Regions from separate parts of the Homo sapiens genome. Here region 1 is linked to region 2. The links are chromatin loops, found by intact Hi-C in ENCODE. Cell type or tissue: heart left ventricle. All regions are shown on one strand. Each heading gives the region's core, and the rest is flanking DNA. Links, peaks and the distances in the headings are about the cores only.

What was found. Peaks named below come from ENCODE experiments on the same cell type or tissue, not always from the same donor. Only the 100,000 strongest peaks of a DNase experiment are listed, where the experiment ranks them.
Region 1: a loop joins it to region 2, with 3 times the contacts of the local background. A loop is called at or near these places in 49 of 110 quality-filtered maps.

The regions. Positions count from the first base shown.
Region 1 is chr7:135,785,071-135,801,763 of GRCh38, reverse strand. No RefSeq gene overlaps it. Among named protein-coding and RNA genes, the nearest start is that of FAM180A, 45 kb to the right of the region's middle. RefSeq lists a silencer at 2,470-2,690. In heart left ventricle, for the core only: no CTCF peak of the experiment used is centred there; no DNase peak of the experiment used is centred there.
Region 2 is chr7:135,674,808-135,691,500 of GRCh38, reverse strand. STMP1 (short transmembrane mitochondrial protein 1) reads right to left here. Exons shown (of 3, transcript NM_001130929.2): 3 at 15,085-16,693. SLC13A4 (solute carrier family 13 member 4) reads left to right here. Exons shown (of 16, transcript NM_001318192.2): 13 at 176-300; 14 at 5,818-5,979; 15 at 7,240-7,377; 16 at 9,801-10,270. The coding sequence ends at 9,938. It overlaps LOC105375521 (a long non-coding RNA gene), which reads right to left and starts at 4,490. Exons shown (of 5, transcript XR_928021.3): 1 at 4,179-4,490; 2 at 2,473-2,597. In heart left ventricle, for the core only: no CTCF peak of the experiment used is centred there; a DNase peak (open chromatin) is centred at 12,493.

The DNA.
Region 1 (16,693 bases), core at 6,356-11,355, 110 kb before region 2:
GTGCCAAGTTGGAAGAGGGACAGGGACTGTGTCTGTAATTTACAGAACTGGTGATGTATAGCAAACGACCTGTAGGGATGAGGGGCACGGCGGGGCGGGGGTTAGGGGAGAGGCGGCCCGTGAATTCAGATGCAGGGTCCTACAGAGGAATTTGGACACCCAGCTTTGTCTCCCATTGGGAGACTAAGGACTCTTTGGCCACTTATGTGAACACAGAGATCAGTTCTAATTTCCTCTCTGTCTGTGAACAGAAGACTCACCAGCAACGGGGTTTGCAGTTGGCTTAGTCTTTTCTCCTACCCTTCCCCTCCCCAGGAATGGAAATAATTAGTGTTAACTCGTATATTCACAGAAATGCATTTATAAGGCATCAAGCCAATGATTTTGACCTTAATATTGCTCAGCTCACACCAATTGCACCAATGCGATCGATCACAACATGCAAAGAGAGTTCAGGGGTTAGCAAGTGTTCCAATTGTCTTCTCCTAAGAAGAGAGCGCCATCTTGTGTACAAACACTGAGTTCAGGATATGCTGAACCATTTTTTTGAGTTTTAGTTCACCAGAACTGAATCTGTGACCTCGTGTTTACTTTCCAGAGTTTCCTGAAACGTTGCATTATGAGAAACATGAAGATGTCCCTGAGCGTGTTAAGCTGTTGCCAGCCACGATTGTTATACTAAAGATGTACCTGGTCCGCGGAGGACATCTTTCAGCCTAGTTTTTGAAGACCTGTTACTTCTCTTCCTCAATTTTGAGTTTAATAGATGCAGAAAGACTTCCTACCTGAAATTCCACCTTTAAAGCATGTCTATGAAACAAAGGTTTTCTACCAGCTCTTCCATCCAAGTTTGAAACCTCCTGCTGAGCTTTTCTTCCCAATGTGTGGGGCCAGCCACGGTGTTGCTACCCGGGAGGGAGTGGTCTCGATGGGTAGCATTTGCTGATTTCCCTGATGCAAACTCTCGCATGGTGGCTGATTTCAAGGACTAGCGAGACCTCATTGCTGAAGAGCTGGGAAAAGCTGCCCCCGTCAGCTCTCCACAGCCAGTACAAGCTGGCTCCCGCCTACGCAGGAGACCCACGGATTATGCCCATCTTTGGGAAATGGCTCAGTTCATTGCTCAGAGATAAGGAACTGCTCAAAAGAGAGAGAATGCTGATAGGAACAGGCCAGATGTGGGGACGCAAAGACATATAATGTACCAGACAATGCCAGGAGGGTGGATATGAAGCAAAGAAAAGACATCTTCTCAAAATAAATAAATAAAAAGACATCTTCTCTCCCTTTTACAAAGACACAAAATCCCAGAGTCTTGAATGCTGTGTCCCAGAAGGGTCCATTTTCAATGGCACAATAATACATGGAAGAGGCTTAAAACTGTGCCTAACATTTCGTGCTCTATACGTTGTCTTAGTTGTTGTTAAAACTCAACTTTCTGGGATGCCTCAACTGGCCACGTATCTTGATAAATTCATTATTTTCTTCAATTATGCTGTAAGAAGAATACTTGTATCTTCTTCAGCCTCCAACAGACATTCCTTCACCATCTACGGAAAGACCCTGAATATTTTCACTGGAAAAGGGCCAGTAGTGAAATTGGCAAACACTCCTTCAACCAGGACAATGCTTCTGGGGAAATGACATTTATTGAGCACCTACTACATGCCAGGCAACTACAAAAGATCTCATTTCACCCTCACAGCAACTCTGTAAAGGAGGCGCTATTGCTGTCCTTTTATAAATAAGGAAACTGGGGCTCTGAGATGTTAAGGGAGTTGTCTAGGACTATATGGTGAGATAGTAACATAGCTGGGGTGACTCAAATCAGAATCTCTCAGGCTCAAAGCACGTTCCTCTCTCTATGTGTCCACACTGCCCTTGATTGAGAGAAGGCAGAGCTCAAAGGTGGCATTTTCATCAGGTTGTGAATCCACTTTCATGTCATATCACTGTGTGAATGGGACTCCCGCATTTGCACAGTGTACAGCCTGTGAACCCTTACCTTACATGGCTGTGTGCATATTTCTTGCCCCTCTTCTCTGTTACCTATACCCCATGGCCATTTTCTCTTCCCCAGACTACACCCCAATGCAGAAACAAAGGTCCAAAGAAAACACTCACTTCCACTTCAGTGAAACACAAATACTTTTCTCCTCAGAGGGTTGAGGAAGGAGAGAGAAAAGATGGTGGCCACTGAAAACAGGAGTGGAGGATGGTCTGGATTCCAGAAGGATGAGGAGCACCCTAAGCAGAAGAAAGAAGGTTCCTCTGTCAGAGAAGTCCAGCAAGGAGGGTGAGCTGCCCCCACAGAAGCCTCTGCCAAGTTCTCCTGTAGACAACGTCCCGGACACGTGTACGTCCCCCTAACCTTCGGGTCAGGAACCTGGGTAAGGGACCGCGAAGGAAAGCTGAGTCCCTGACTGAGTGATAACTGAGCGGAAATCAGTGGGGACATTTCCCTGTGGGCAGCAACAAGTAGTGATGGGGTTCCATGCTGTCCCTGGCCACAGGGAGATGTGCTGTGGGTAAACTACGTACCATAAAGGCAGTACAAGCGGTCCTGGGGATGAAAAAATACCATCTGAAATAGCTGCCACCAAAATTCCTCTTTGAGAGGAAACTCCTTTGTTGGAAGGGTTACTTGGGAAGTACTAGGGTTAAATAGTGAGCCCTTGAGGGGCATGGGTGTGGTGGGCACAAGGTCTGTGAGGAGAGCATGGCCTGGGCTTCCCGTGGTTGGTATGGAGGCAGGGTGGATGGGTGGGAGGAAAGAGGTGAAAAGAAAGACAGGAAGGTGAAGGGGGGTGTCAGCGAGGTAACGGGAAGCTGCCTAGAGAGGCGGAATGCCCCTCTCTGCAAGGAAACATACTCAACCCCCGGCTGTGACTGGGGTGAATGGGACTTTCTGGCGACTTCAGAAGCAGCTGTGGTCACATCTGGGTGGCTGTGATGTGGGACAGAGACTACCTGCAAAGACTTGGGGTCCTGGAGGCTGCAGTGACCCTGACTACATCAGCCCCTCTCTATCCCCAGAGTGGGAAGAAACTGTAGGTTCAAGCCAAGTTTAGCTATTTACTGTGACCTTGGTAGGTCCCTGCTGATAGCTGGCTTATGTAAAATTCAGACAATGAGCAGAGAAAACATAAATTCCAGCACAGGCGAATTTGGAAAATGCTGTATAGAGCAAATCGTGTTGACTTAGCATTTGTGCTTAGCCGAGAAGGTGCTGCCCTGCACGTGCTCAGAGCCCCTCTCCCATTTCACCAACTAGACAAGCCACTCCGCCATCCTGCAGAGAAGCTAAGAGAGGGAAGGGCAGGTTGCTCTCCCATGCTTCTGAACATGTGGAAGAGGCAAGGGAGAAACATGGGGTGAGGAAGAGAGAAAGACTTTCCCTATCCGAAGAGCAAACCAGTCTGTGTATGTTTGCCTCCAGTCAAACAGCTTCTAAATACTGAAGAGTGCCAGAGGACTATTTATTTTGCCACTTACAAGCGATCAGAAAAAAACCTTTTATTTACATTGTGGAGGCTCAAGGACCCTGAACTTATTCTTAGGCTATTAAAATAATTTTACTATTTTGGCAACGTCTAAATGCAAGTAATTTAAGACACCCCTCTGCCTAAGGCTAACAAAATCATTGTGGTATAACTATTAGTTTGGTGCTAAAAGTAATTGTGGTTTTTGCCATTAAAAGTATTTGTAGAACAAACCAATTACTCTTGCACCAACTTAATAGCATTGGATCCACTAACCTGGAAACACCACACCAGAGAGGTGCCTGACTGCAAGGAGAGCACATGGTTGGCACATGCCAAATGTTTGTGGAAGAAGCTGGGGAGTCCCCAGCAGCTGAGATGGATGGTGATCATCAACTTCCGAAGTGTTAAAGAAAACTGAAGGGTTCTGGCCAGGCGTGGTGGTTCACACCTGTAATCCCAGCACTTTGGGAGGCTGAGGTAGGCGGATCACCTGAGGTCAGGAGTTCTAGACCAGCCTGGACAACATGGCAAAACTCCATCTCTACTAAAAATACAAAAATTAGCCGGGTGTGGTGGTGCATGCCTGTGGTCCCAGCTGCTCGGGAGGCTGAGGCCAAAGACTCATTTGAACCCAGTAGGTGGAGCTTGCAGTGAGTTTAGATTACACCACTGCACTCCAGTCTGGGCAACAGAGTGAGATTCTGCCAAAGAAAGAAAGAAAGAAAGAAAGAAAGAAAGAAAGAAAGAAAGAAAGAAAGAAAGAAAGAAAGAAAGAAAGAAAGAAAGAAAGAAAGAAAGGAAGGAAGGAAGGAAGGAAGGAAGGAAGGAAGGAAGGAAGGAAGGAAGGAAGGAAGAAAACTGCAGGGTTTTGAAGGCAGGTGGCACTGTCCTGTAGGAGACTGAGGGTGGAACTTGTCCTTGAAAGCTCCCCTAACCTACTGAAAGTGGAATGAAGGGCTTGGATCCAAGCCTTTCAGAGGCAGCCAAGATCTTCCCAGTCCCCACGATGGGTTTCTTTGGTATGCTTGTTTGCTTTTCTTTGATTCTGATGTTCAAAGGAAATAGGGTGTGTTGATGTTTTAGGTGAACAGTGTGCTTTCTGGGTGACCTAATTTATCTAGCAGTGGAATGAAAAGGAAGAGAATGGGCAGAAAGAATCAAAGCCCATGGCCTACCTCAATAGAAAACGTGTGAGTTTTTCATATAATGTTATATGAACATGAATCTGCCATTCTGCTGTGCTGTGTCTTCCATCTGTTACTTTCTAAACTGTGGACAAGAAAAATACAACTGGCGTGAAGAATGAATGTTGCACAGGGTAGGGATGAGGGGTTGGTACATAGGAAGAGAATATGCTTGACACAGAAAAGAACTAACCATATACCTTATCTCATTTAATCCTCACAACAACCAGAAGGGCAACTAGTACATAAACAAATAAAAGCAAAACAAAGCAAAACAGGCCCAGAGAGAAAAGTCCCATCACTGGGAAGACCTAAGATTTGGGTCCAGGCCCGTCCAATGCCAGAGTCCTTTCTCTTTCTAATGCCTCGTGAAGGCAGTGATGACTCTGAAAATTACAAAACAGTCCTCCCTTGTTCAGGAGTTCCTGGTGTATCTACTTCAGACCAAATGCACTTATTCCTGGGAATTATTCAAGGTCTCGTCTTTTTTAGAATAGGTACAATATGGATGAGATCTTTTTAGCTAGCCTGCTTAGAGCAATCTAACTCTTAGGTCATACTCTTTCCAATATAGTAATAGACAAGGTGTTTAAGGGGATTTTGATCTTAAGAAGGTTAAATTTCCACATCTAAGTAGCTGTGGTATGTTGGAACAAGGGGGTTGTTTTGCCTTCTAAAACAGTCCAAAGCTGAGAAAGCAGATTACTGAGGCCCTGCAAGTTGACACATGCCTCTGAGTCCAGAAGTTGGAAAAAAGCAAGCAAAGAAGTGAGCCAGAGAGAAGAGTGTTAGACTGCCCCTTATTTTCACTTCATCTGACTTGGATTAGTCTTTAATTGAAGTCTCTGCTGAGATTCTGTCTGCGCCAGTCTGAAACAGCCTGTACACTAGTCAGCCATTCAACTGTTCTCTTTATAAATGCCATTTTCCCCTGTATTTGCTGAATTTTCATTCTTCATTCAAATGTTTGGGTGTCTGCATGTTTAATGAACACAGATGCCAGGGTTCTCTCAGAGCCAAATATTTGGATTACAAAACATTGAGGATATCCACATAGTTGGCTTCTCATTCACATATGTGACATTGTGTACAGACAGTTAAGTTTTAATAATAAAGTCTAAGAATGGATAGGGCTGGCTGTTCGTAGGGGAAAATAGTGCTGCACCTAAATCAGTGTGTATTTTTAGAGCTAGTGAACATTTTTATGAGGCTGAAGTTTTACTTGGTCTCAGGTCTGCCATCACAGAGGGCCAAAGTAGGCCCGGCCATGTGGCCAGGGTGAGACCACAGCTTCTGGGGCCAAGTTGAACTCAAATTTTACCTGACGCAGCCAAGAACAGGAAGACCCAAGGCAAGTAAAACTATGTTCTAAGGAGTTTTTTGGACCAGGCTAGAGAATCCAAATTCTACTGTCGGAAACAAAGCCAAAGGGGGTAAGGAATCAAGTGTAATCAAAGATCAAAAGAATGAGGAAAGAGACCCAAGATCATTTCTATGAATGGAGCTGAAGTGATGAGCCTTGATGTGACCAGAGTCAGGCCAGGTGTTGGTCTGAGGGTGTGGATTTGGAAAGGATCAATTTGCAGGGCATGGATTTTCTGGGCCTGTTCAGGGGACTTACCTGGCACTGTGATTTGAATATCTTGTCCCCTCCAAAAGTCGTGTTGAAATTTAATCATCAATGTGGCGGTCTTGAGAGGCAGGGCCTTTAAGAGGTGATTGGGTCATGAGGGCTCTGTCCTCATTAATTAATTGATCCATTAAAGGATTAATGGATTGATTAATGGCCTAACATGGGAGAGGAACCAGTGGCTCTATAAGAAGAGGGAGGGAGACCTGAGCTAGCACACTCAGACCCCTCCCCATGTGATGTCCTGTGCCACCTCAGGACTCTTCAGAGTCCCCACCAGAAAGAAGATTCTCACCAGGTGCAGCCCCTTGACTTTGGACTTCTCAGCCTCCAAAACTGTAAGAAATAAATTCCTTTTCTTTATAAATCGCTCTGTTTCCAGTATTCTGTTACAAGCAACAGGAAAAGGACTAAGACACCTGGTCACAGAGCATGACAGCTGACAAGACTGCTGCAGGCCAGTTGCAGGCTGACAAGGACAAATGGTTTCCTTTGGTGTCATCCAGGCCAATGCATCAATTGATGTCTTGTCTAATAGATGAAAAAGGTATGAAAAAATAAATCAATGCCCAAGAACATAACCTCCATTAACTTGCAGTTCTTGGAGGAGGGAAGGAAACATAGTCTGGTCTGGAGATAGTGTAACTAATAGTTAAAATCATGGATCTCAGATTCAGATGGACCAGGATTGAAACTACAGCTCTGCAACTTGGTGTTTGGAGAGAGGAAACTAACCTCTCTGAATCCTCAGGTGTCCCATCTGTAAAACGAGCATAACGATGGCATCTACTGCACTGGAATGTGATGAAGCTTGAAGGGCATGAAAATAGCTAGTGTTTATTGAGTCCCTACAGGGCTGTGCTCTTACAGGTATTATCACATGCTTGACAAATAGCAAGAACTCAAACGTCAGCTATAATAACTGCCTACATTCTAAAACATTAACAAAGGAAATATAGTACAAATAGTTCCAACCAAGCAACACAAAAGTATAGTTTTTAAACTGAAATCATTATCCATGAAATGTTAACAAAACATCTTTATAAAGGCTATGTTTGAGGAACAGTGCTGGATGCTATAGGAAATGCAAAGTTAAACCAGGCACGGTCTCTGCTCTTCAGGAGCTTCTAGTCTACGAAGGAAGATAAACACAAAATTAACTGGTTGCTACCATGTATGAGAATATATGTATGCTAAAATCAAGATACAAGTAGTACATTGGGAGCAAGAGGGGGAAAGGTTTTTTGTATCTGGATGAGAAAACCGAACTTCATGGAGGAGAGGAAGGAAGAGTGTGGCAGACCCTGATAGTGAGCTCTCCCAGTAGCCAGTCCCAGCTCCTTTCCCTCCTTTCCCTTTCCCTCTTCCAACCAAATACTCACTTTCCCAGCCTCCCTTGCAGCTAGCGGGGGATAGCCATGTGATACAAGGCTACACATGACACTTAAGAGGAAGATTATTGGAGCTTCAGAAAAGGGTTTTACTATTTGATAAAAAGGAAAGTCATCAATAATGACAGGTTTGCCCTTCTTCCTACTTTGAACATGGACACAATGCCTAGAACTGTAACACTTTATAACCATATTGCAACAAGCCAACTTGCCAAGATGACAGAGAAGACAGATCGAAAGGGTCTGGGTCTCTGATGCCAGGGCTGAGCTGCTGCAGCAGCCTGAAGAGCTCACCTCTGGAATTGTTGTTATGGGTGTGATTTTCCCTAAGTCAGTGCTGGTTCCGTGTGATGTTACTTGCGGCTGAATGCCTTCCTAACAGATGCAGAGGATACAGAGCAAAAGCACAAAGGTGGGAAAACACAGGACACTTTCAAGGAAAAGCAAATGCACTCCGAGTTTTTGGAGCATAAGAAGCCAAGAGGGAACATAGAAAACAAGGCTGGAAACGTAGGCTGGGGCCTTGCATAGCATGGTAAGATTTGGCAGTGGGGGAGCTGACAAGGTTTTTTGTGTAGGAGAATGATGTGAGAAGAACTGCAGTTCTAGAAGATTAAACTGGGTGGTTTGGCTTGGAAGGTAGGGGTGCTGGAAGCTGGGAGAGCCTTTGGTTAGCATGCTATCTCAAGCATTCATGGAGAATGTGGGGAGAGGCTGGCCATGGGTGGTGGAAGTGGGAAAGGAGGAGATGAAGGTGCAGAGTGATTTCCCTTTGAACTTTTCCTCAATCACAGAGAAGTTCAGCTCTCGAAGCAGAGCTTGAAAGGGGCCTTTTTATGGATTAGCTATATTCCACACCAAAAAGTGCTCTTACAACTCACTATTTCTCTTAATATACAAAAATGCTCTGAACTTGGCCAGTTACTGTATCCCAGCACGTGCAAAGTGACTTGTCAGGGCCATCCTCTCACTAATGCATCCGTTTACCACGTGGAAATGATCTGCGGTGTGACAAGGAAGCTGGCAGTCAGGCACATCTGTGCATGTGGCCCTCAAGACATATTTGCTAAAGGGCAGGGCGTGGTGACTCACACCTGTCATCCCAGCACTTTGGGAGGCTGAGGCGGGTGGATCACTTGAGGTCAGGAGTTTGAGACCAGCCTGGCCACCGTGGTGAAACCCCGTCTCTACTAAGAATACAAAAATTGGCTGGGTGTGGTGGCACACACCTGTAATCCCAGCTACTCAGGAGGCAGAGGAAGGAGAATTGCTTGAGCTCAGGAGGCAGAGGTTGCAGTGAGCCGAGATCACACCACTGCACTCCAGCCTGGGCAACAGAGCAACACTCCATCTCAAAAAAAAAAAAAATGTATATTTTAAAATGGCAATTTTATAAGTTTTACCTCAATTTTTTTAAAGTGCTGGGAGCAAGAAAGAGGGAAAAGAAAATAAAGGGGACCCTCTACAAAGGCATCTGAGGAAGTAGCATAGTGTGGCGAAAGACCAAGACTGAGAACACTCTGACTCTGTCACAACCACACGTGACTTCAGGCAACTCATCTCCCCAGCACAGCCTCGTTTTCTCATCTATGAACCTGAAAGGGCTTAGAGCAGCCAGCTCCGAATAGACCCTATATAGATATTAGTTATTGCTGTGAATTTATTATTAAGTTTATGAATAGATATGTTCTTCTCTAATGACCTTCCCAGATGCATCCTGGCTTTTAAATCACTGGCTCAATCATCACCAACTTCCAAGACAAAATGAAGTGTCAGAGAGGCCCGAAGAGCCTGCTGTTCTAATAAATATTCTCTGTTGAGTGCAGGGAGGGAAAAGGTTCAGCAGAGCCAGCCTTTAGTGAGTCGAGGGGGCGGATGCCATACATGCTTCTGACCAAGGGTGTTAGAAAAATATGGTTTTTACTTCACCACCCTGCAAAGCTAATAAATAACCTACTATGTATGATTCAATATGACAATGGATATAAATATGTGTTGTAAATTCTAAGGCTGTCTATCCCAAGGTAAAAGATGATTTGTAGCCATCCCAGCATTGAAGAGGCAGGAACTGGCTGAGCACGCTGGCTCTGATGAAAACAGCTCCATCCCTGCTGGGAGCACCCGAGGTGAGGGCGGGTGACAGGAGGAAGTTGCAAGACTACTTTCTCTCTTTCTTCAGTTCAGCCCAGAAGGGCTGCAGGCAGCAGTGGCCTCACAGGACACAGCTCCAGCCTCATCTACCAGGCTGTGATCTCCAGGACACAATAGGGCTGTGATGTGACACTGCTCCACCATCCAAAGACCAAAGTACAACGCTCCTCTCCTGCTTCTCTAGGCCATGCTGCAGGGAAGGAATCCAGCTCCCCTGAGGGCAGGGCCAAGCAACACTCACTAGCAGCCCTGCAGTGTTGAGCTGGATGGGAGGCTCCCCTGGGACAATGAGGGTGCCATCTTTTCTTGCCTGCCAATGGTTTGCTGGCCCTGGGACTTCTGTGCACAAGGAAGGGAAATGCACAGATTCATCTAGGTGCGTTTACCTCAACCCCGTGCGTTCTGATACTGCCTACATAGACTTTGCCTTGACCACAAAACACTCATACTAAAAAGAAAAAAAAAAAAAAAAAAAACCAACCCAGGCACTATCATCTGAGGTCCACTCTGCCTGCTTGATCTTCCACCTTCTATAATGGCAAAAATGTGTATGTCTATTGCACTCTCAAACACTTATTAGTATCTACTGTGTTCACCAGCACTTCTCAGCACAGTGGGAGGTTCATAATAACCAGAAGGCATGTTCTCTGCCCTTAAGGACTTCATTTGTTCATTCATCTACTCACTTTGTTTCTGAGCCATCTATTATGTGCTAGCAGCATGAAGTCAACAGAGGAAGGAAAAGTGTTCATACCTAAACCAGAGAATAATCTCAAACAGACATAGCATGTGGGTAAATCATGACAATTGCTGACACAGATGTAAGTTTAGCAACTTGAGCTCATCCTTTTACATGAATTCAGGTACATGAGAATTCAAAGGAACTCAGGTCACCACTGAGTCAAGTGGGCCCTACCTGGTGACTGGCTGCATCAGAATCTCTTGGAGACTTTCCTAAAAATACAGGTTCCTGGGTCTGGGAAATCTGTATTTCTGAAGCTCCCTGGAAATTGCTGACTTGCAGCCAGGTTTAAATACATCCAGTCCAAGTTCTTATTTAAGAGGTGAGGAAGCCACCGTCCAGGGAAGTGAAGTGACTTCCCAAAGGTCACTCAGCACCCTAGAGACTGTGTTGGGACCAGTCTAGATCAGTGGTTTCTAATCCTGGCAGGACATCTGAGTCATTCGCTGGGCCCCAACCCAGACCCACTGATTTAGGATTTCTAATAGAAGAGGCCTGAGCAACGTGGATTTATAAGTACTTCATGAGCTCTTAAAATTCTGATATGTGGCCATCATTGAAGGCTCCTGACCAAGTCTTCTGGTTCTTTTCATCCTCGCACGTGAGGCACCAGATCCTGGCTGAGAATCGGGAGTCATGCATCTGCTGTTTGAGAGGGCCGCCACCAGCGGAGCTTCCCATCAGTTTTGGTGATTTCACAACCGTGGCTCTCCCTCTCTTGAGAAATAAGGTGTCTGCAAAATCAGAAGGCTTCATCATTGCATATTTTGGGGTCTAGTACATTGCCTCTGTTACACGTTGCAACGAGAACACGGTACCCAGAAAGTTAACACAGTTAGGAAAGGGCAAGATATAACCGCTATGTTCCACTTCACCAGCCTACAATGCAAAAGAAAGTCACTTTCTTATAACGCCTCTAACCCCCCAGCTGCCCAAGTTAGTAAGAAGTCAAGGCCTACTTCCAGAACTCCCTTCCAAAAAATATTTCAAGAAACCTCAGGGTTGCATATGCAGACCAAAGGGCAGCTCAGGCTGCTCTCACCACATGGCAGCCAGGGACACAAGCTTTCCTGCTAAAAGCAGATCAGACTTCAAAGGACCATTTGTGTAAAGTTAACAGGCCATCTCTGGAGTCACTGCCACGGATGGGATTGTAATTCAACAATGTGAAGCTTTCACAACACTTGTGGATGATAAATGTCCCTTGGGGCAATCTTCCTGAGACTAAGCCAATGTCACCTACACTAAAAACCTGTTGAGGGAGAGACCCCCCTTTCTGGATGGCCACTGCAAGTATCTTAAAATTCTCAGCAGCTGTGATCTCCAGGGCACCGTATCTGCTCTCACTCCCTCGAATTCGCTCTTTGATGTTGAGCCGGCTTGAACAGGCCTTGAACTTGTGTGGCCATCTAACACTTGCGATGCTTCAGCAGCAACACTTCTATCACATACAGAATTTAAGATTCTGAACACACTCCTAGTTGTCACATGAACCCACATTAACCCAAGACTTCTGACAATGGTGTCATCCTCTTGTCACAGCTGCAAATTTCTTTGGTTTCATTAGCCACTTTTCCTTGTCTCCTTGTTACTTGGCAAGCATTTCATGTGTCACTTGATCTACTCTTTGTCCTTCTAATCATCCTTCCTGTCTAGTGATAATAGTGAGAATTCACTAAATGTCAGCAAACACACAGTAAACTAATAAGCAGTATGGCTGCTATGAAAGGACCTTGTATGACATCCACTAATGCCACTTGTGCAGGGTGGGAAGAGAAGGAACACTTTGACTCTAGCATGGGGCTCTGTGGGTTGGAAGTCTGGAGGTAGAGAGCTTCTGTGCACTACTCAGTCTGCCCAAAAGCCCTGTTCTCCATCCTTGATGCCTCTGCTCCTAAATGATGCTACTTCCAATCCAGGAGCCCAGGAGCCCAAAATAGATCCATTTATCCTGGGAGTCACAGGTAGGGTAATGGAGGCTCCATCCCATAGACATAAAGACAGCCCAAGGTGCAGTGCCACCAAGGACTATACAAAGGCCCGTCATCCCCCAGTGGGGTCCACAGCCATGGTACGTCCTGTGAAAGGGGGAAAGATACTGTGCTTCAAGTGTTACAGTTCTTAATAACCCACTCTTCCCATGCATATCCACAGGAAGACAGACAGACAGACAGACACACACACACATACACATACACACACACACACACACACACACACACACACAGAGCCATTTTATACCCAAAGTCACATTCATGGCTCTAGGATAGACAGGTCAAGGATAGTTCCAGAATCAGCCAAACACCGTGGCCCTCTCTAAACCCTGGGCCAGACTCCCATCCTATGGTGACTTCTCCCTCAGAGCCTCCTGTGCTCCTCTCCTGCCCTCTGGCATCTGCTGGGCCAATTCCATTTATAACATATGTTGTAACAACATTCCACTTTATCCAGAAAGTTTTAAGGTCTCAATGCAGTCCCTCCCTAGAGACACCTGTGTTCCTTATGCAAATGCGCCCCAACTCTCTCCATCACAGCCAACTTGCTTGACATGTGTATTACCAATGAGCCATTCTATGAACTTGCCCAGAACAAGACAAGAGAAAGTAGTTAGGGACATAAAAATTGGAAAGGAAGAAGTCATCACTATTTAAAAATTCTATGATGATACACCAGAAAACTCAAGAAAACTGACAGGAAACCTATAGTAAACAATAAGAATATTTAATAACATAGCAGGCTACAGAATTAATAAACAAAGTAATTACCAGTCAGAAGATATAATAAGGGAGAAAGCCTCCATTTATAATAGGAACCAGAGAGAAAGAAGATAAAATAAACTTAACCCAAAAATTCCACAGCTATAGGAAACAAACTTGAAAACAGTTCTGAAGGAAAAAAGAAATAAGATTTGAACAAATAGATGAACTGTGTTGTGATATATCAATACTCTCTAAAGAAATTCACAAATTAAACATTATACCAATATAACTACCAATAGACTTCTCATTTTCTGGAGCTAGACAAGATAATTCTAAAGTCCTCCAAGAGGAATCAAGTAGGAAAATTCTGAAAAGCAAGAGCAAAGAGTGATATTAATGTACACTGTTGGCTGGGTGCAGTGGCTCATGCCTGTAGTCCCAAAACTTTGGGAGACCAAAGTGGGAGGATCGCTTGAAGCCAGGGGTTCAAGACAAGCCTGGGCAACATAGCAAGACTTAAGCTCTATCAAAAATTAAATAAAACTAGCTGGACATGGTGGTGTGTGCCTACACTCCCAGCTACTTGGGAGACTGATGTGGGAGGATCACTTGAGCCCAGAAGTTCAAGGCTGCAGTAAGCTATGATTATGCCACTGCCCTCCAGCCGAGGCAACAGAGTAAGATCTTGTCTCTTTAAAAAAAAAAAATGCTGTTAAGCCTCAAATTGTTAAATTATGTGGCACTAGACTATAAATCATCAGACAGACTAATGTAACAACATAGAAAACACAGAAATATTCTCAATTACATAAAGATTTGATATATGATAAGTTTGGGAACTCGGTGGGAGAAACATGAACTTTTCAATGAATGGTGCTATTACAACTGGATACACTTTCTGGAAAATGTTTTTAAACCATACCTTATGCCATACACCAGGATAATTTTCAAACGGAACGAGAATTTAAATGTAATGACCAAGAAAGCAACCTACCAGAAAACATGGAGAATTCTTTTATAAGCTCAGAATGGGTAAGACCCTCCCTGAATGATTCAAAATCCAGATGTCGTGAAATAAAAGATATAAAAATTGTACACCATAAAAATTAAAACATCTGCATGGATAAAAATAAAACAGTCAAATGACATATTACAGACAAAGAGAAATGACAAATTGAAAAATATTTGCAACTCACATCCCATTATACGAAAAATTCTTACAAATTGACAAGAAAAAGGCCAAAGACGCAAATAAAACTGGACAAAGGAGAGCCCACCAAAAGGAAATACAAATGTTCTACCTCTGTCATAATAAAAGATGCAAATTAAAGCCAATGAGATGCCAATTTCCCACTTAACAAGTTGGCAAGAATACAAAAGTTTAGTAAGGCAGAAGCCTGTAACTTATGGCTAGTGGGAGTGTAAACTGATACAAACTGTTTGGAAGCAATTTGGCAAAATTTATTAAATCAGAAAGGCATGTTCCTTTTGGCCCAAGAATTCCACTTCCAGGAATTTATCCTACCGTTATTTTTTTAACATGTGCAAAGTGACCTACCTACAATGTTATCCAGAAGTATTGTACACAAGAGCGAAAGACTGTAATCAGCTTAGGTGTACATCAAGAAGACACCGATTTTAAAAACTGTGGCACAGCCACAAAATAGAATGCTATGCAGCTCTAAAAAGGAATGAACAAACTTATCAAGAACTAATGTAGAAATGTCTTCAAGATACGATGTCAAGAGAAAAAAGTAAGGTACAAGAGAGTGTGTAGAGAACACTGCTAGTTGTTTTTTAAAAGTTGGAAGAGGAAAGAATATAGATTCATATTTGTTTGTACCCACTTTAAAAATACCTCTTGATTGGGAGGCCGAGGTGGGTGGATCATGAGGCCAGGAGTTCAAGACCAGCCTGGCCAACATGGTGAAATGCCATCTCTACAAAAGATACAAAGAATTAGCTGGGCGTGGTGGCACCTGCCTATAATCCCAGCTACTCAGGAGGCTGGGGCAGGAGAATCACTTGGACCTGGGAGGCGGAGGGTGCAGTGAGCCGAGATCGCGCCACTGCACTCCAACCTGGGTGACAGGGTGAGACTCTGTCTCAAAAAAATAAATAAATAAAATAAATACCTCTTGAAGTATACCCCCAAAACACTACATAATACTGTGTTTCTGCTATACGAATAGAAACTGGAAAAACTGGAAACAGGTTTATGAAGCAGCCATTTTACTATATCCATGTATAGTTTTCACTTTTGAATTGTGCAAGTATTACCTATTTTTAAAAGCAAATGGTAATTTTTTAAAAGAATATGGTAAAAAAAAAAAAAAAAAAAAAAGAGAGAGAGAGAGATTAAATGATGTTTCCCTTGCTTAACACAAGCTGTTAAAGCCACTCGTAGAAAACATCATAACATGAACTAGGCTGCTCTAAGCACGTCATGTAGGGGCCACTGTCTGGCATTCTACCCTCTCAACCCATGAGGCCCCTACTCCTAGGAGAGAAACAAGGAACTGTCAGCTCACAGTCCCTGCTTTGCAGCCCCACACCAACCAGCCATGAACTGGGAAAAAAAAAAAAAAAAAAGCAAAATTAGCCAGGCCCAAGAAAGTCTTTCTTTGGGAAACTAAAGCTAGTTTCCCAAACTGCATAGTAAACTTTGAATAAGTTTGTGCAAACTCAATATTATGAAGATACAACTATATAATTTGCAACTATATTTTAAGATTTTAAAAAAGTCCTTTTGGAAAAAGAACACAAATGACAAATGCACCTGACATCTCTCACTGGGTTCTCCATAATTTGTACTTTTAAATGTGATGCTGGTGTACTACAGTCTCTTAGAAGCAACATTTTAACTTCGTGGGTGCTCCACTACTTGTGAGCTTACTATTGGACATGGTATGGTTAGTTCTTATGTCTGAGATACCGCAAACATAGGCAAATGTAGGAATGAATATCTATGACAACCGTGGCTATTTAAGCCATTGAAGCAACAAAACATCTTGACCTGGGCTGTCACTCTCTGGGTTAAAATGAAGAAGTTGAGGCATCTGTCTAGTCCTTCACGGATGCCTACTGTTGATCTACCCTACTCTATAGACTTGTGTGCCACTTCTTCCTTCTCCTACTCCTACTCCTTCTTTCTTCTTCTTTTCTTTCTCTTCCTCCTCTTCCTCCATCCTCTCTTCTTCTTCCTCCTCCTCTTCTTTTTCTCCTCCTCCTCCTTCCTTCTAGCTAAGCTACTGCTGTGGTTTTTTCTATATTCCCAGCCAGGTTTCCTAAGGTACCAGAGACAAAGGAGAGAGCAAAGGAGGGGCTGGGAAGGCTGGAGTCTTCTTCCACCTTCCTCCCCACTCCATAGCACTATTTTGCCTTCCTCACCTGCCTAAGCCCTATTCATTC
Region 2 (16,693 bases), core at 10,099-15,098:
AAATCAGACTAATACTCCCAAAGAGATTTACCAAGGTCCTTCAGATTCCCACCCCCCTCCCGGCCCCCGCCCCAAATAGCAGTATCCCAAATCATCCACTTCACCAATTAGGCTCCTGTCTCCACAAATCACGTCCATCAGGGTTTATCTGGCTTTACATCTCTCTCTAATCCAGGAGAGAACCAGGAGCACTCACTGGGGACCGAGCCCATCATCACGTGGAAGGACTTCCAGAAGACCATGCCCTGGGAGATTGTCATTCTGGTTGGGGGAGGCTATGCTCTGGCTTCTGGTAGCAAGGTAATTCTTGAATTCTGTTTTTTTGGGGTTTTTTTTTTTGAGACAGTCTTGCTCTGTCACCCAGGCTGGAGTGCAGTGGCACAATCTCAGCTCACTGCAACCTCCGCCTCCTGGGTTCAAGCGATTCTCTTGCCTCAGCCTCCCAAGTAGCTGGGATTACAGGCGTGCACCATGATGCCAGCTAGTTTTTGTATTTTTAGTAGAGACGCGGTTTCACCATGTTGGCCAGGCTAGTCTCAAACTCCTGACCTCAAGTGATCCACCTGCCTCGGCCTCCCAAAATGCTGGGATGACAGGCATGAGCCACTGCACCCGGCTTGAATTCTGTTCTTATGGGTCAAATACTTTTCCAGCATCTTTACCTAATGAGTCATTATGGGCATGGGAGGAAAGACTCAAAGCAGCTGAGAATGTTCACAGAGTCCCTGGGAAGGGAAACAATAGAGCAGGATGGATGTCCTCTGCTGCCCTAAGCTTCTCAGCGCTACTAGGAACAGAGGAACAGATGGGCTGTGCCACACAGTCATGACACATGGGCATTGATAGTTCATCTATGGGGCCCATGCTGCTACAAGCAAAAGGTTTATTGGAGTTTGCAGCCATCTCCTTCTGGGATTTGACAGTGGCAATAGGAGATGGTAACAGGAGATAGACATAGGTAATAGGTAATAGGAGTGGTAATAGGCGATCTCTGTAAGGGACCAGAGATGCTCCAAGTGACACATGGTGAACTGTCTGTCCACAATACATAGACTGAGCCCCTTTGGAAAATCTAGGCTAAAGCTGATGTAAATGCTTCTTGATTTTCTGACTGGGAGGATTTTGGATGAGATCTTTTAAGTGGGGTGGGGATGTGAGGGGATGATTGAATTTCCTAAAGTGTTAGCCCTCCATAAAATAGAAAACAATCTTAAGAATGAATTAGGTTAAGGTTCAGACTATTTCTCCCTCCATCTCATCTACATGCATTATCCCATGCTAAACTTGGTTCTCTTTTTTTTTTTTTTTTTTTTTTTTTTTGAGACAGAGTCTCACTCTGTCACCTAGGCTGGAGTGCAGTGGCGCCATCTCTGCTCACTGCAACCCCTGCCTCCCAGGTTCAAGCAATTCTCATGCCTCAGCCTCCCAAATAGCTGGGATCACAAGCACACGCCACCACACCCAGCTTAATTTTTGTATTTTTAGTAGAGATGGAGTTTCACCATGTTGGCCAGGCTGGTCTTGAACTCCTGGCCTCAAGTGATCCACCCACCTTGGCCTCCCAAAGTACTGGGATTACAGGCATGAGCCACTGTGCCCGGCTTGGTTCACTTTTCATGGCCCAAAATACTATCTGCATTATTAATAATAAGGTCACAGAATACTCCACTAAGGAGAACCTTAGAAAACAATGAGTCCTATCTCCTGCCCATGGTGAGATTCCCCTCCATGGCACTTCTGGCTTGGACACTTCCAGTGACAAGGTACTCCCTGGGCAGGGAACAAAGAATAATTGTTCCTTATTTTCAGCTCAGGTCTTCTGCATGTTGTCTGTCCACTGTTGGCTCTAGCTCTGTTCTCTGGGACCCTCTCCTAGATAATAATTATTAACATGAAAAAATCAAGTAGTAGTGACCCATACCATCTGGTCTCTCTCCTCAGGACTCACTACACTTGGCCTTATTCAAACATAGTCTATGGGGTGGTCAGTCTACTGCCAAGTAGAGTAGTTATATTACCCAAGCCCCATCTCTCACCTCTGATTCAAGCAGCACCCTGCATTTTTATGGAAGCTTTTATAAAGCATCCTTGGCACTCATGTCAACAATTATATTAAAACTGCAGTCAATTAGAACCCTTCATTCTTTTTAACTGTTCATCATTACTGGACCTTCACCCCATCCTATATATATGCCATCAATATTTCTCATTCCAAGTTCGGGATATTTATATTTATCTTTATTGAATTTCAGTTGTTAGTTTTGGCCTCTGACAAGATTGGCCTGGCAAGATTTTATTTTTTTTTTTAACCAAAATTGGGCTGGGCACAGTGGCTCATGTCTGTAATCCCAGCACTTTGGGAGGCCATGGCGGGAGGATTGCTTGAGTCCAGGAGTTTGAGACTAGCCTGGGCAACATAGTAAGATCCTATCTCTACAAAAACAAAAGTTAGCCCAGTGTGGTGGTGCGTACCTGTAGTCCCAGCTACTCAGGAGGTTGAAGTGAGAGGATCGCTTGAGCCCAGGAGTTCAAAGCTGCAGTGAGCCAAGATCCCACCATTGCACTCCAGCCTGGGAGACAGAGGGAGACCCTATCCCCTGCCACCAAAACAAAAAACAAGAACAAAAACAAAAAAAAAACAATAAAAACAAAATTGTGCACATATTAGAGATAGTACAGTTATTTCTGTAAAGCCTACTGCCTCTACTAATTTTAATAATAATTTAGGTAGCATATATGTGATTCCTACAGAGTTTGAAATAATTTCAGTTTTGACATTAGTGAAGAAAATCCATTGTAAAATGTTTTCATACCAAGAGTTTAAAGAATTAAGACTTCCTTTGATTGTGTTTTTGTCTAACTTTGAAGTCTAATTTATTTCAAATCATAGTATAAAATAGTTCTGCTGGAAAAATAATTGCCAATAAATTATTTCACTTTACTAGGCCGGGCATGGTGACTCACGCCTGTAATCCCAGCACTTAAGGAGGGTGAGGCAGGAGGATCACTTGAGGCCAGGAGTTTGAGGCTAGCCTGGCCAACATGGTGAAACGTTGTCTCTACTAAAAATACAAAAATTAGTTAGGCGTGGTGGCGGACACTTTTAATCCCAGCTACTTGGGAGGCTGAGGCAGGAGAATCACTTGAACCCAGGAGGAGGAGGTTGCAGTGAGCCGAGATCGTGCCACTGCATTCCAGCCTGGGTGACAAAAGCAAAACTCCAGGGACTGGGCACAGTGGATCATGCCTGTAATCCCAGCACTTGGGGAGGCCAAGGTGGGTGGATCACCTGAGATCAGGAGTTTGAGACCAGCCTGGCCAACATGGTGAAACCTCGTCTCTACTAAAAATACAAAAATTAGCCGGGTGTGGTGGCACGCGCCTGTAATCCCAGCTACTTGGGAGGCTGAGGCCAGAGAATTGCTTGAACCTGGGAGGCAGAGGTTGTGGTGAGCCGAGATCGCACCACTGCACTCCAGCCTGGGCGACAGAGTGAGACTTCCTCTCAAAAAAAAAAAAAAATTTAGCCGGGGATGGTGGCACATGCCTGTAATCCCAGCTACCCAAGAGGCTGAGGCATGAGAATCATTTGGACCCGGGAGGCAGAGGTTGCAGTGAGCTGAGATGGTGCCACTGCACTCCAGCTTGGGTGACAGAGCACAACTCTGTCTCAAAAAGAAAAAAAAAATTATTTCACTTTACTTACCAGTACTATTTGGATAACGTTAAGTAAAACTCCATCTCTTTATATAATGTACCATTTCCATTCAACTAACTGCTGTTCCTCCCCTGCCTCTGTCCAATGAGCAAGGTTTAATGTGTTACCAGAGGGAACAATTAAAGAGTTCCTGGAGGCCTTGGGGCTCTGAAACAAGCATTAATTGATGCAGTCTGCACATATTGGGTTTGTAAGCTCTCAGTGAGTTGAGAGGAAAAAAAGGAAGAAAAGTTCTACAAGGTGAAGTGGCTACAACAGAGAGAATTCTGAAGGCCTTTGGTCCTCAGTTGTCTATGAGCTTGCCAGGAGGTGGCCAGGGTACTGTAGAGATGAAATGAGCTTTTGATGAATTTGGAAGAGAGGAGAAAAAGTAACATGCTGGCAGTGTAGGGAAGGCGGTATTTAATAGTAAAACATGTGTAGCAGGACTTAAGAGCTTGAGGAATCATAAATGTCTCACCTTCCTTTCTGTCCCTGCTCTCCATATTGTCATTGCATTCGCAGTTTCTAGGGTACCATGGGAAAAGGCAGAGCCTGTCACCATAGAAGAGAGAGAGGAAGGGAGGCAGGATGCATATGGCAACCTGGAGTTTTTAATACAAAACTCAATGATACCTTTCATTTTTTAGGAGAGGGAGGTAGCCCTCCCTATTTGCAGGTGAACATCTTCCAACCAAATGAATCATTCCAAGTGGGAATATTTATTCATTTATTTTTTATTTTTTTGAGACAGAGTCTCACTCTGTCACCCAGGCTGGAGTGCAATGGCACAATCTCGGTTCACTGCAACCTCTGCCTCCCGGGTTCAAGCAATTCTCCTGCCTCTGCCTCCTGAATAGCTGGGATTACAGGCGCGTGCCACCACACCTAGCTAATTTTTGTATTTTTAGTAAAGGTGGGCTTTCACCACATTGGCCAGGCTGGTCTCAAACTCCTGACTTCAAGTGACCTACCTTCCTCAGCCTCCTAAAGTGCTGGTATTACAGGTGTGAGCTACCTCACCCAGCCAGAATGTTCATTTATTTAAGTGGATGTGTGTAACTGTTGCTAGTGGAATAAATTCAGGACGGTCAATATGCCTTCATATCTGTGTCTTCAAAAAGCACTGGCAGGCCAGGTGCGGTGGCTCACACCTATAATCCCAGCACTTTGGGAGACCAACGTGGGAGAATCGCTTAAGCCCAGGTCTGTTTGAGACAGGCCTGGGCAACATGGAAAGACTCTGTCTCTACAAATAAAAAGAGCAGGGCGTGATGGTATGTGCCTGTGGTCCCAGCTACTTGGAAGGCTGAGGTGGGAGGATTGCTTGAACCCAGGAGGTTGAGACTGCAGTGAGCTGTGATCATGCTGCTGCACTCATCCTGGACCCTGGGCAATAGAGCAAGACCCTCCTCTTAATTAAAAAAAAATTCCTGACAGATAGTAGAACTAATGTCAGCCATGATGAGATTTGAACCTAAAACAGGTTGGGGCTGAATGACCAGCCTCTATGGCACTTAAGAGGCACCTTCTCCACTAAGTGGAAATAGACTTTTATCCCCCTCTACTTTATTACTCCTGTAAAACCTCCAGTGCTCAGCCCTGCCTGTTCATCTCCTTAAAAACACAGGAAAGGCTACTATCCACAGATGTTGATAAATTTTTCCCTTTTTTAGGTAACAAAATAAACTGGTTTCAAAAGCAGATTAAATGGCTATACTTGGCACTCTGTGAAGGGCATTGTCGAATCAATGCACAGGGTAAGGATGTCAGAGGCTAGAGAAAGGGTAACGAGACTGAAGTTGAGGAGCAAAGATCTCCAACCTCTGACAAGTTGTCATGGCAAAGTCCTAAGAAGGATCATGGCAATTAGGGTGGCTCTCCATGTCCCATGACGAAACCCAAACACTGAATGTTGTGCAATCATAAAAACCAATTTTCTGAACTACAAAAATGATCGAACCATAAAAATCAGGAACACCTCTGGTTCCAGTCAGACTAAAGATCAGAGGATCCCTGGTCGTCCAGCCTTCCAACATCCCTGACCTTCTGAAGTCTAAGATCTCTAGCTGGGATGTGCTTCTTCTCCTTTCTTCTTACTGTAACACCTCTTCCTACAGAGCTCTGGCCTCTCTACATGGATTGGGAACCAGATGTTGTCCCTGAGCAGCCTCCCACCGTGGGCTGTCACCCTGCTGGCATGCATCCTCGTGTCCATTGTCACTGAGTTTGTGAGCAACCCAGCAACCATCACCATCTTCCTGCCCATCCTGTGCAGCCTGGTGAGTAATGCGGAGCTCCCAGACATCCAGACAGGCTGTCCCAGGGGCCTGGAGTGGCAGGCCTGGCTCAGGGCAGCTTCCGTAGCTGTAGGCTCTCCTCTGGTTACTGCCCACAGCCTTCACTAATTGGTGTTCAATTCCTATTTTGAAAAATGAAGTTTTTCAAATAGCAACTAGTAAATAAAAAGATACACTAATAAATCATAGCAAGAGTTCTAGAAACCTTTGTCCAAAAGAGTAGGATTAGTTTAGGGGCAGCCCTGAGTGGAAACCAAAGAACATACAAAATAATATTCAAACCCTATCATTTCAATTCCCCGCAATCATTATCAACCTTTCTCTCCTGAGATAAAACCTGAGTAGGGCCAAAGAGGTAGCCACAGAAAATGGAGGTAAAACACACACAGCTGAAAAGACTGAGCTCACAACTCAGACAATCATCACAGCCTCCACTGAGTTTCACTGTCCTCCGGGAAGTTCTGAGGATTGGGAGCAAGGTCAGCTTTGCTCCACAACCTCAGACCAATTTGTTGTGAATAGAATAAGGGAGGGGAGCAACGGCCAGATCTTAGCCTGGCCAAGCAGCCGGAAAGGTGATGCATCTGACCCAATGCTTCATCTGTCCCATTCTGGGAGGCAGAATCCAGGAAATGAAGGCCCCTCCTGACCCCAGCAACATAGTCTCCTACTGCTCTTTCTAACCCCAGAGCCATACTCTCTGCTCATTGCTCAGATGACCCCAACTTCTCCCTTCCGTCATCTTGCTCCTGCGAGCAACAGAGTGCAGTTAAAACTTGGCAACATTGAGAGCAGGACCATGGATTCAAATCCCATATAAAACAATTATCTTCCCTAGGAAAAAAAAAAAAAAAAAACCACCTTAGTTCTGTACCCTAAGACTGAGGAATCCCCACTTCAATCAAAGCAACCTATTCATGAGATTTGAGTTTAAGGAAAGGAAGTCTCAGCTAAAGAATAAAGTTTAGGAACCAATTCCTTAGAATAACACCAAAAAAATCAAACATCCCTTCTAGGGAGTAACTCAAAGCCATATTTCCATGTGGAGCAAGTAAGCAGCATCAGCCTATTCAGGTTGTCAAGGGACTGCATGCCCCAGAGGGCAGAGACCTAACTACCCCTCCACATAGTGTCCTGCTAAGGTTAGCCAGCACCAAGTCATCATTAAAGCATGCTCCTGACATTAAGCACAGGAAATGCAAGCCTAATCTCGTGAATGTTTCTGTGAATTCTCTCTTCTAGTCTGAAACGCTGCACATTAACCCCCTCTACACCCTGATCCCAGTCACCATGTGCATCTCCTTTGCAGTGATGCTGCCTGTGGGCAATCCCCCTAATGCCATCGTCTTCAGCTATGGGCACTGCCAGATCAAAGATATGGTGAGTTGGGGTGCCCTCTCCCTGCCAGGCCCAGCTGCCATGAGGACAGGGATGACAGCTCTGCAGCCTTCTTTCAAAGCTTATTTTGTAGCAGTGTCCCTGGCCTGTCAATGCTAAACCCAGTGTGGTAGCAAGAATAGCACCTATAAAAAGGTTTTTGTTGGTCTATAAGCACCAAGGATAGCAAGAATGTGCTCTCCCCAACCCTTCCCTGGAAGGAAGTGGGTACCTAGGTAGAGAAAGCTGGAACAGACAGGCTGTGGCCCAGTTCCAGAAGGCATGAGCCTGTGCAAACAAGTTTTGCCTTCGTTTCTTCATTAGGCCAGTGGAGACATTCATTGAGAAAGCTACTGGTTTATTCACAGAAGATGAGAATGAGGAAGTGTATGAACCTAGGGTGAAAGGTATTTTGAGAAAACAGGATTCTTCTGCTCAACTCACCCTCCACCCCGGCCCAGGCAAGAAACCCCTGAAGCAACAATGGAAAATGAAGCGTCCACCATTCATTTTCATTTTCAGCTGGGCTCACAAAAGATGGCTTTGAGATATTTTGCTGCTGACTTTAGCACTGGGCCTATCTACCTTCTACTCCTCTACCTATACACCTGCTGCTATACTTAGTATCCAGGGCTGAGCGGGGGGGGAGAGGATGGAAAACACTGATACGAATTACTGATGGTCTGACAATTTTTTTTCATGGGAGCCAAATTTGTTCTCGGGCAGCCCTGTAAAGTAACAAATAGAGGAAAGGAAGAAAAAGTTTCAGGCTGGTGGCAGATATTCAGGTCCTTTTTTATCCTTTTTTTTTTTTTTTTTTTTTTTTTTTTGAGACAGAATCTCACTCTCACCCAGGCTGGAGTTCAGTGGTGCGATCTCGGCTCACTGCAACCTCTGCCTCCCAGGTTCAAGTGATTCTCATGCCTCAACCTCCAGAGTACCTTGGACTACAGGTGTGCGCCTCCATGCCCAGCTAATTTTTGTATTTTTAGTAGAGATGGGGTTTCACCATGTTGGTCAGGCTGGTCTTGAACTACTGGCTTCAGATGATCTGCCTGCCTTGGCCTCCCAAAGTGCTGGCATTACAGGTGTGAGTCACTGCTCTCAGCCTATTCAGGTCCTTTCGACTGTTCGAACTGCTCATCTAAGTCATCCGTGATACTTCCTTGAATGGAGTGTCCCAGCCATCCCTCTCCCCTCCCATCTTACTGCGTAACCCTCAGTCTGCTCACGCTGAGCTCTACCCCAGCTCTCCTGTCTCCCGCTTCCTCTGCTGTGTGCCCCCACCACTGACCCCTAGCTTTCTACACTGGAATCAAATGATCAGAGGCAGTAATTTTCAAAGGTACCAGGTGACAAGAAGTGAGCCAGTCTTGGGCACTATTCCCAGCTTGGGCACTACCTTGACTTCAATTTCCTCATCTGCTAAATGATGAGGTTCCAGCTGGATGCTCCATGGGGTCCCTTTCAACTCTAACACTCCTTAATTTAGCCCTGCTAGAACCTGCCCTCTCACCTGTGGGGAAACATGGGCTGTCCTCCATGCCAAAATGCCCAGGGGGCCCCGACCAGACGGCAGGAGAGAGAGGACACGTCTAGCCATTTGCTTGAAACAATTTCCCAGCATCCACTTTCCCCTTGCAATTTTCCCAACTTAATGCCAGCTAGTGACTTGTCTTGGCTACATGCTATATGCCTGGTTACTCCTTGGGAAGATGCCAGCTATCCTTACAGGACACATTTTTCCATCTGGCTCTGCCAGCCCACCATCTCTCACATCCCCCACTTCAGCCTGTGGGTGTCAATGTCAAGGCAGAAGTGAAAAGGGTCAGTCACTGAGGTGTAATTCCCTCAGAGGAAAGAAGCAAAGGCTCCATTCCAGCTAGCATGCCTGTGTCCCCTTCTTGAGGAAGAGCTGAGCAGAGGCAGCTAAACCGTTTCCCCAAGTGAACTCAAGGTACACTATTTCCATGAGCTGTTCCTTAAAAAAAGGTAACAGTAGCAAAGGCTTCATGTAATATAGCCCCTCGTACAAGTTCCCTGTATTAACGCATCGGGGCTCTGAGAAGTTCCTGCTTTACAGAGATCTGGTTAGTTTTGTTTAGCACATTTCCCTATCAGTGAGCTGCAGAAATACCTCTTCACGTTCCACAGAGTGGGTGTTCCAAGTAACTAACATACCTTCTAGGCTTCCACTTGAAATCTAGTGAGAGTGCTGTAAGCATGAAGTGGAGATGACTCTAATTGTCCCTTTCCCGCCTTTCCACAGTCCTGTGCACCCTACAAGGCAATGCTAGAGCACCCCAGGCAGCAACTGGGAACTAATCTGGGCCACAAGGCATAGGCTGCAGGAACAGAAGGGGGACTTGGGGATCTGTGCTGCTGCTGGTCAGAGTGACTAGGGTGTGCTGGTTTGTGTCCTGCAGGTGAAAGCTGGCCTGGGAGTCAACGTTATTGGACTGGTGATAGTAATGGTGGCCATCAACACCTGGGGAGTTAGCCTCTTCCACCTGGACACTTACCCAGCATGGGCGAGGGTCAGCAACATCACTGATCAAGCCTAACGCCAAGTGTACAAACTGGCCCAACCACAGGAGCTGCCAGTATCCAGCAGTATCTGGACCACAGGCAAAGAAAACCACTAGGACCACCAGGAGCACACAACCCCAGACCCACGCCGGAGGGCATCCCTCCACCAGAAGATTCCGCCACCTCAAGTGAACTGCAGGAATCCTCCAACAACCACAAACACATGCTTCGCTGTTAGTGTCTTCTTCCTGCCCTCAGCACCACAGCTCAAGAAAACCTAAAGTTTCAATACAAGCCATAGGCTCACAGAAAAAGAAAAAGAAAATAAAAATTAAATTAAAAAAAAAGAAGACAAAGAAAACCTAAAGTTGTATCTAGTCTTTGTAATCCATTCATTCTGAAGACAGGAAAAGAAAGCCTGTCTTAGTCACCCTTCGGAGGCTAAGCCTTGCAAACTCACTAGGTTTTATGTTATTCTTAATACCTTCTTAGGAGTAGAAAGATACCCAAGTCATCCTACCAAGGCAGAGTGAAACCAGTGACATCTTTTTTGTGGGAAACCTCACCCAGACCTCGAAACCTAATGTCAGCTCCTTTCTCTCTCTCTCTTTTTTTTTTTTTTTTTTTTTGAGATGGAGTCTCGTTCTGTTGCCCAGGCTGGAGTGCAGTGACACGATCTCAGCTCACTGCAACCTCCACTCCCAGGTTCAAGCGATTCTACTGTCTCAACCTCCTGAGTAGCTGGGACTACAGGCATGTGCCACAACGCCCAGCTGGTTTTCTGTATTTTTAGTAGAGATGGGGTTTCACCATGTTGGCCAGGCTGGTCTCCAACTCCTGACCTCAGGTGATCCACCTGCCTCAGCCTCCCAAAGTGCTGGGATTACAGGTGTGAGCCACCACGCCCGGCCATCAGCTCCTTTCTCTTAAGTGCTTCTATCCTAAGTTCTCTCCACAAGAAGGCATTCTTAGTAGGTCTTCCTCATGGCAATTAGTACTCTTTCATCACCACTTTCATTCCCTTTTAAGCATCTCTCCTCAATGGCTCCCCTTTACCTTGGCACCAAATTCCCATATAGTGTTCCCTTTCAGAAAGAGGCTGGTGTTGTTCTATTAGTCAAAGGAAAGGGAAGTCGGCCGGGCGCGGTGGCTCACGCCTATAATCCCAGCACTTTGGGAGGCTGAGGCAAGCGGACCATGAGGTCAGGAGTTCGAGGCCAGCCTGACCAACAGGGTTTTAGTAGAGTGAAACCCCGACTCTACTAAAAATACAAAAATTAGCCGGGCGTGGTGGTGCACGCCTGTAATCCCAGCTACTCAGGAGGCTGAGGCAGAAGAATCGCTTGAACCCAGGAGGCAGAGGTTGCAGTGAGCTGAGATCGCACCACTGCACTCCAGCCTGGGCGACAGAGCGAGGCTCCGTCTCAAAAGGAAAGGGAAGTCAAGAAAGAAGATACATTGAGATTAACATCTCTCTCTCCACCTGTCACTAACCAGAAATACTATTGCCTTGGTTAAGTTTTGGGAGGGAGGGAAAACTTTCCTATGTGTCTTATAAGGGAAACCAAAACTATAATTAAGACCACAGCATTATTATTATATTAGACTGGCTTGCTTCTGGATTTAATAAGTAGTTTGTTCCTGAGAAAACAAAGTATTAGGTAGTAGCCAAAGGTCCAAACACATCTGTCACTTCCTACACATCCCTACATGAGCCCCTTGAGGGAGAAGAGCTGTCTATGGCTCTTGAAATCCCCCAGCAACTTCTACAATGTGGTAAGCTGTAAATGCTCAATAAACGTGTCCCATGAGAAAACAACTGTCTGGAAATCAAGGCTTCTTTCTCCTCCTGAAGACCATGCCGTTTTCTCCATGATAGATATCCTTGCTACATGACTGGAGATAGCTCTCAATCCCTCTAGTTTGTTAGTGTTACATATTTTTTATTTCTCCCATCAGTTGTTTGCTAAATATATCTTAGGGGAAAGGGAGTCCCCTACAATTACTGCACTGTTTTAAGTGATTTTAAGTTACTACTGATAGCACGTGCTGTTTTCCCACAATAATTTATCTATAAAATCACTCCCTTAATTGATCAAGCATCTGTGAGTTGTAAAATTTCTTTTGGAGCAAAAGAAACCACCACAAACATGTGCTTCAACCACAGAATGTGACTGACCATGGTTAATGGGAACATCAGTGCTTCTGCCCTGTGAGTTAGACCAAAATTATTTGTCCAATATAATAGTTAAGACCTCACAAGCCCAAATGAAATACCAATGTTAGGTACGCTACAGCTGATTTGATCCAGCCAACATCTCTAAAGTCATTTGCTTTAAATTTTCAAGAGTCAGGGTATTACTCTTATTATCAGAGCAGCCAAACATCACATTTATGAACCATCACAGAACACAGATCCTTTGCCCCTAAGTCAGACAATAGGACAAAGGTGCAATCTGTAAGATTCTGGGAGTATAAGTAAAAAGAGAAAGAAAAGTTGATTTAGAATTAAGTGGACTTAGAATTACTGGCCAGTATTCAACTATGTGAGAACCTGACTCACTCCTGAAGGGAAAGCTGTGCCAGCAACTGCTGCCAGGTGTTCCGAGTAGTGAATGCATTCAACTAGCCAATTTAGAAAGAGCGTTTATTTCAGTCTGGTCTACTAAACTGCTCTCAAGCACAGCACTGTTCTTTCCCAGAACTGGAGATTCAAGCCAAGCAAGGTTACCCATTCCAGTGACAGGAAATGGCAAATATGATTAATAACTCCTTGTCATCTAAATCACTCCACTGTTGGATAACTTCTAGCCCTCCTTAATAGTCTTGTGTCTCTTGCAAATATAATTTAATTTTATCTTCTAATATTTTATGGATGATGAAACTGTGAGCCAAAGTCACTAAGTATAGTTGCATCTTATTCTTAAACCAATTCTTTATCAAATTTGCTTAGTCAAAGTTGCCTTTGAAATTCCACTAAGTCAGACATTAAGTACATGGTATACAATCTTTCACATTAGTATTTACATATCACAAACACTCATGTACCATCTTTTAACAAATCAAAAGCAGCTAGTTTTCCTTCCAACATCAGAACAAATCTGTTTGTTCAACCATACAATAAATGAGGTAGTTGGCTTCACATCTGGAGACCGTGATGTTTGAAAAAGTCTCTAAACACTAGAATCACTCTCAATACAGCAAGAAACTCAAACCATTAGAACGCAAAGGGAACCGAGACCACCTGAGTACACAGGTAGCTCAGTGGGGCTGTCCTCACTGAACGAACACTGAACACAATTGCATGCACTATTTACATGGCACCTTTTTTGGTCCCAGTCCTGTACAACTGTGTAAGATGATGCAACTGCACTGTACCTTTCATAAAATCCTCCCACCGAGGCTGTGATTCAGGAAGGCCCAGGACCCAGGGTTTCAACGTCCCACCCTGGGAACTTCCACAAGGTCTCACTGTTCTCAGTTCATTTTTCTTTCCCTGTGCCTTGCAAAACATGCCATATGTTAGGTCTTCAATGCTTGACTAAATACACTGCAACCAGATTTGGGAAAGGTATAAAATGAACACTTGAAAATCTAAGTGTCACAAACTCCCTATTAAGAGCAGGCAAGATCTCAAAATATTTTCCCTTCACCACCCTATTCCTTTCCGCAAGGCGAAGCCCTAATAGTCAATAGGGAAAAAAGAACTCATTCATCTGTAAGGAATGGAAATGCTACATGCAAAACCCAAGACTGGAAGTTTAAGAAAAGCCTCATTTGCTCCAGTACAGTATATAACGTTCCTTCAGGAGGAATAACTCAGAAAAGGCATTAAAAATGTGGGAGACCTCAGCAGAAAAACACCAGCATAGTATCTAGGGAGTGAACGGGTTAGTGGAAATGAAAACATTACACATGTGTACCATGGGTACATATGCTCTATGAGGCAATGTGTATAGACAACTAGAAAAACCACACAGCCTACTTTTCTCTATAGTCACACAAACTCATTGGGTAAATGAGTTAGAAAAAGAGAAATAAAATTGCTCCTTTAAATCAGAATCAGGTAACTGCTTAAATACATAAAATACCAAATCAGAAGAAAAGTCTAAAGATATACTTTTGGTAACTTCATAAAATTCAGCCTCTTTTGACAATTTTAAATAAGGCTTTTTTTCTTGCTTTGTTTTTGTTTTGTTTGGGAGGATTACAGTTTAGGGATAAGCTTTTCAAGTTCACTGTATTTTTCTAGCATCAATCCTGAAGTCTTGTATTTCACATGTCAGAGTAATCTGCACTAGTATTTTGAGCAACTCTCATTTTATGGTCAGATGTGGCAGAAGTTTTCCTAACCATATTAGTAGGAGCTTTCAAACATTTTTTAAAGGAAAAAAAAAAGGCCTGTCTTGTGGTGCTTCTTCCCACCACTCCATTGATCTGTGTGGCAAGGGTTCCTACAAAATTCCCAGGGAAGGGGTAACTTTCAGTGCCATAAACCCCATTCACAGTAAGGATTTTCAACTACACCCTAAAACTATGATGGTTCTGGGCTCCTCCAACATATAGCTCAGTGAAGATCATCTTGCCTGAGAACTCTGAGGTCCTTTTCACTGCTGCCAAGAACATAAAACTAGGAGAGGGTATCTGAATGGTGAATGCAAAGTCAGCCTGCACTGTGTAGCAGTTTACATGATGAAGCCGAATTTAAGAACTGATCTGCTAGATGGATCCCACTGGTAGAAATGATCCCCTTGCCAAGGTTAAGTGTCACCTCTAAAGGAAGCCCTAAGTCCAAATGAGCCTTGTTTACAAGGTATAATATAAAGAGACCTATCCTTCTAATAGCTAAGTGACCTCCAATCCCAAAGCAGCCACTCTGGGAGACCACACACACCACAGCAATGCTATCATGGTTGGTAACAAGGAATCCCTCTTTGGAAACAGCTTTCTAAGCTTCTAGCATTTTTAATACCCGCAAGGTAAACTTTCATCCTTTGAGGCTGTAGTTCATTGTGCTAACAATTCAAGATCAAATCTTGTGAGCCAGATGGTACAATCCAGGTGGATACTGTAAATTTTCATCAGTATCAAAAACAGCGACTACAGAATAATGACAAACTTTTTGTGTGGTTCATAAACTGATTCCAAAAGTGACTGCAGAACTAGCCAAAAAGCAACAAGTTTGTACTAATAGCTACTATTTATTAGATAGTCTGCAAAGCACTGTGAAACATTACATACATTATCTCAATTATTTTTTATGAAAACCCTATGAGGTGGATATTTACGTCCACGTCTACAGATAATGCAAGAGTTTCTGAAAGAATAAGCTACAAACCCGTGACATGCAATTTACCTATTAAATGAATCTAAAAGTTTAAAAAAGCTGGGCGCAGTGGCTCACGCCTGTAATCCCAACACTTTGGGAGGCTGAAGTGGGCAGATCACTTGAGGCCAGGAATTTGAGACCAGCTTTGCCAACATGGTGAAACCTCGTCGTTACTAAAAATACAAAAATTAGCCAGGTGTGGTGGTGATGCCAGCTACTTGAGAAGCTGCAGCACGAGAATCACTTGGACCGGGAGGCAGGAGTTGCAGTGAGCCAAGACTGTGCCACTGCACTCCAGCCTGGGCAGCAGAGTGAGACTCTGTCTCAAAAAAAAAAAAAAAAAAAAGCCACTTGCCCATGATCACGCTGCTAGGAAAAGTCAAACCATAATTTAATCCTAATCTGTCACACACAAAGACAACATTGACAGGAATAAAACTTACTTCCATGTAGGAGAGATGCAAGTTGTCAAAGAGAAGCAGAATCACTTTATCATATACAGAATCAATGTCATCACTGTCTGAAAAAAGATGCTCTGAACAATTCTTCCAGTTTATTGATTCTGAACCTGCCATGTCTTCAAAAATGGCATTATTAGTGAAGCTGCTCAACAAGTCCTCTGAAACAAAACAGCTAGCGAAATGGGTATTTGTATTTAGTCTAAATTATACTTTTAGGACTTCATCTTATAGCTATACCCTGAATCGATATGCTTAATAACATTAGGATTGAAGTTATCACTGTAATAGCAAAAGAACAACCTAAGCATTCACCAGTAGCAGATTAAATCAATTATGTTATATCTATTCAAAAAAATTTTAGGCAGCCAAAAAAAGAATGAGGTTCCTTGCTACTTACATGCTGGTATAGAATGATCTCCATTAAAAAAGAAAAAAAGAAAAAAAAAAGGCGAGGGCTAGACCTCCATGTATAGTTACTATTTGTGTTACACGTGTTTGTTTAGGCACAGACTCTTTCTCAAAAGTATAAGGCGAAGTGGTAACAGTAACTTGTCAAACAGGAGCCAGGAGCCAGAGAACAGGGGTGGGAGAGGCCCTTTATATGAAATTACTTTTGTATCTTGTCCCATGGCAAAAGTTAATTATTCAAATTTTTTTTTAATTTAAAAACAATACAAGCTGATTATACATTTGACAAATACAAGGAATTTCTGACTGCAGGAAAAAACAAAGCATCAACTACAAAGAGAAGCAGAAATTCTTCTTGAGCTGCTGATTTTACTATACATTTGGGCTATATTTTTTCTTAAGACAATCACTACAAAGTAATAATATAAATACCTTTTTTAATGTGAAAAGGTATAAAATCTCCTTTAAAAACTTTTCACTTATCCATCATATAACATCAAATGTACCTGTAATCCCAAGTATGATTCTTTTGAGAAGGAAAAAAGTCAGATCAAATACATCATTAAGGAAAAACATGCACACTAAATAGACT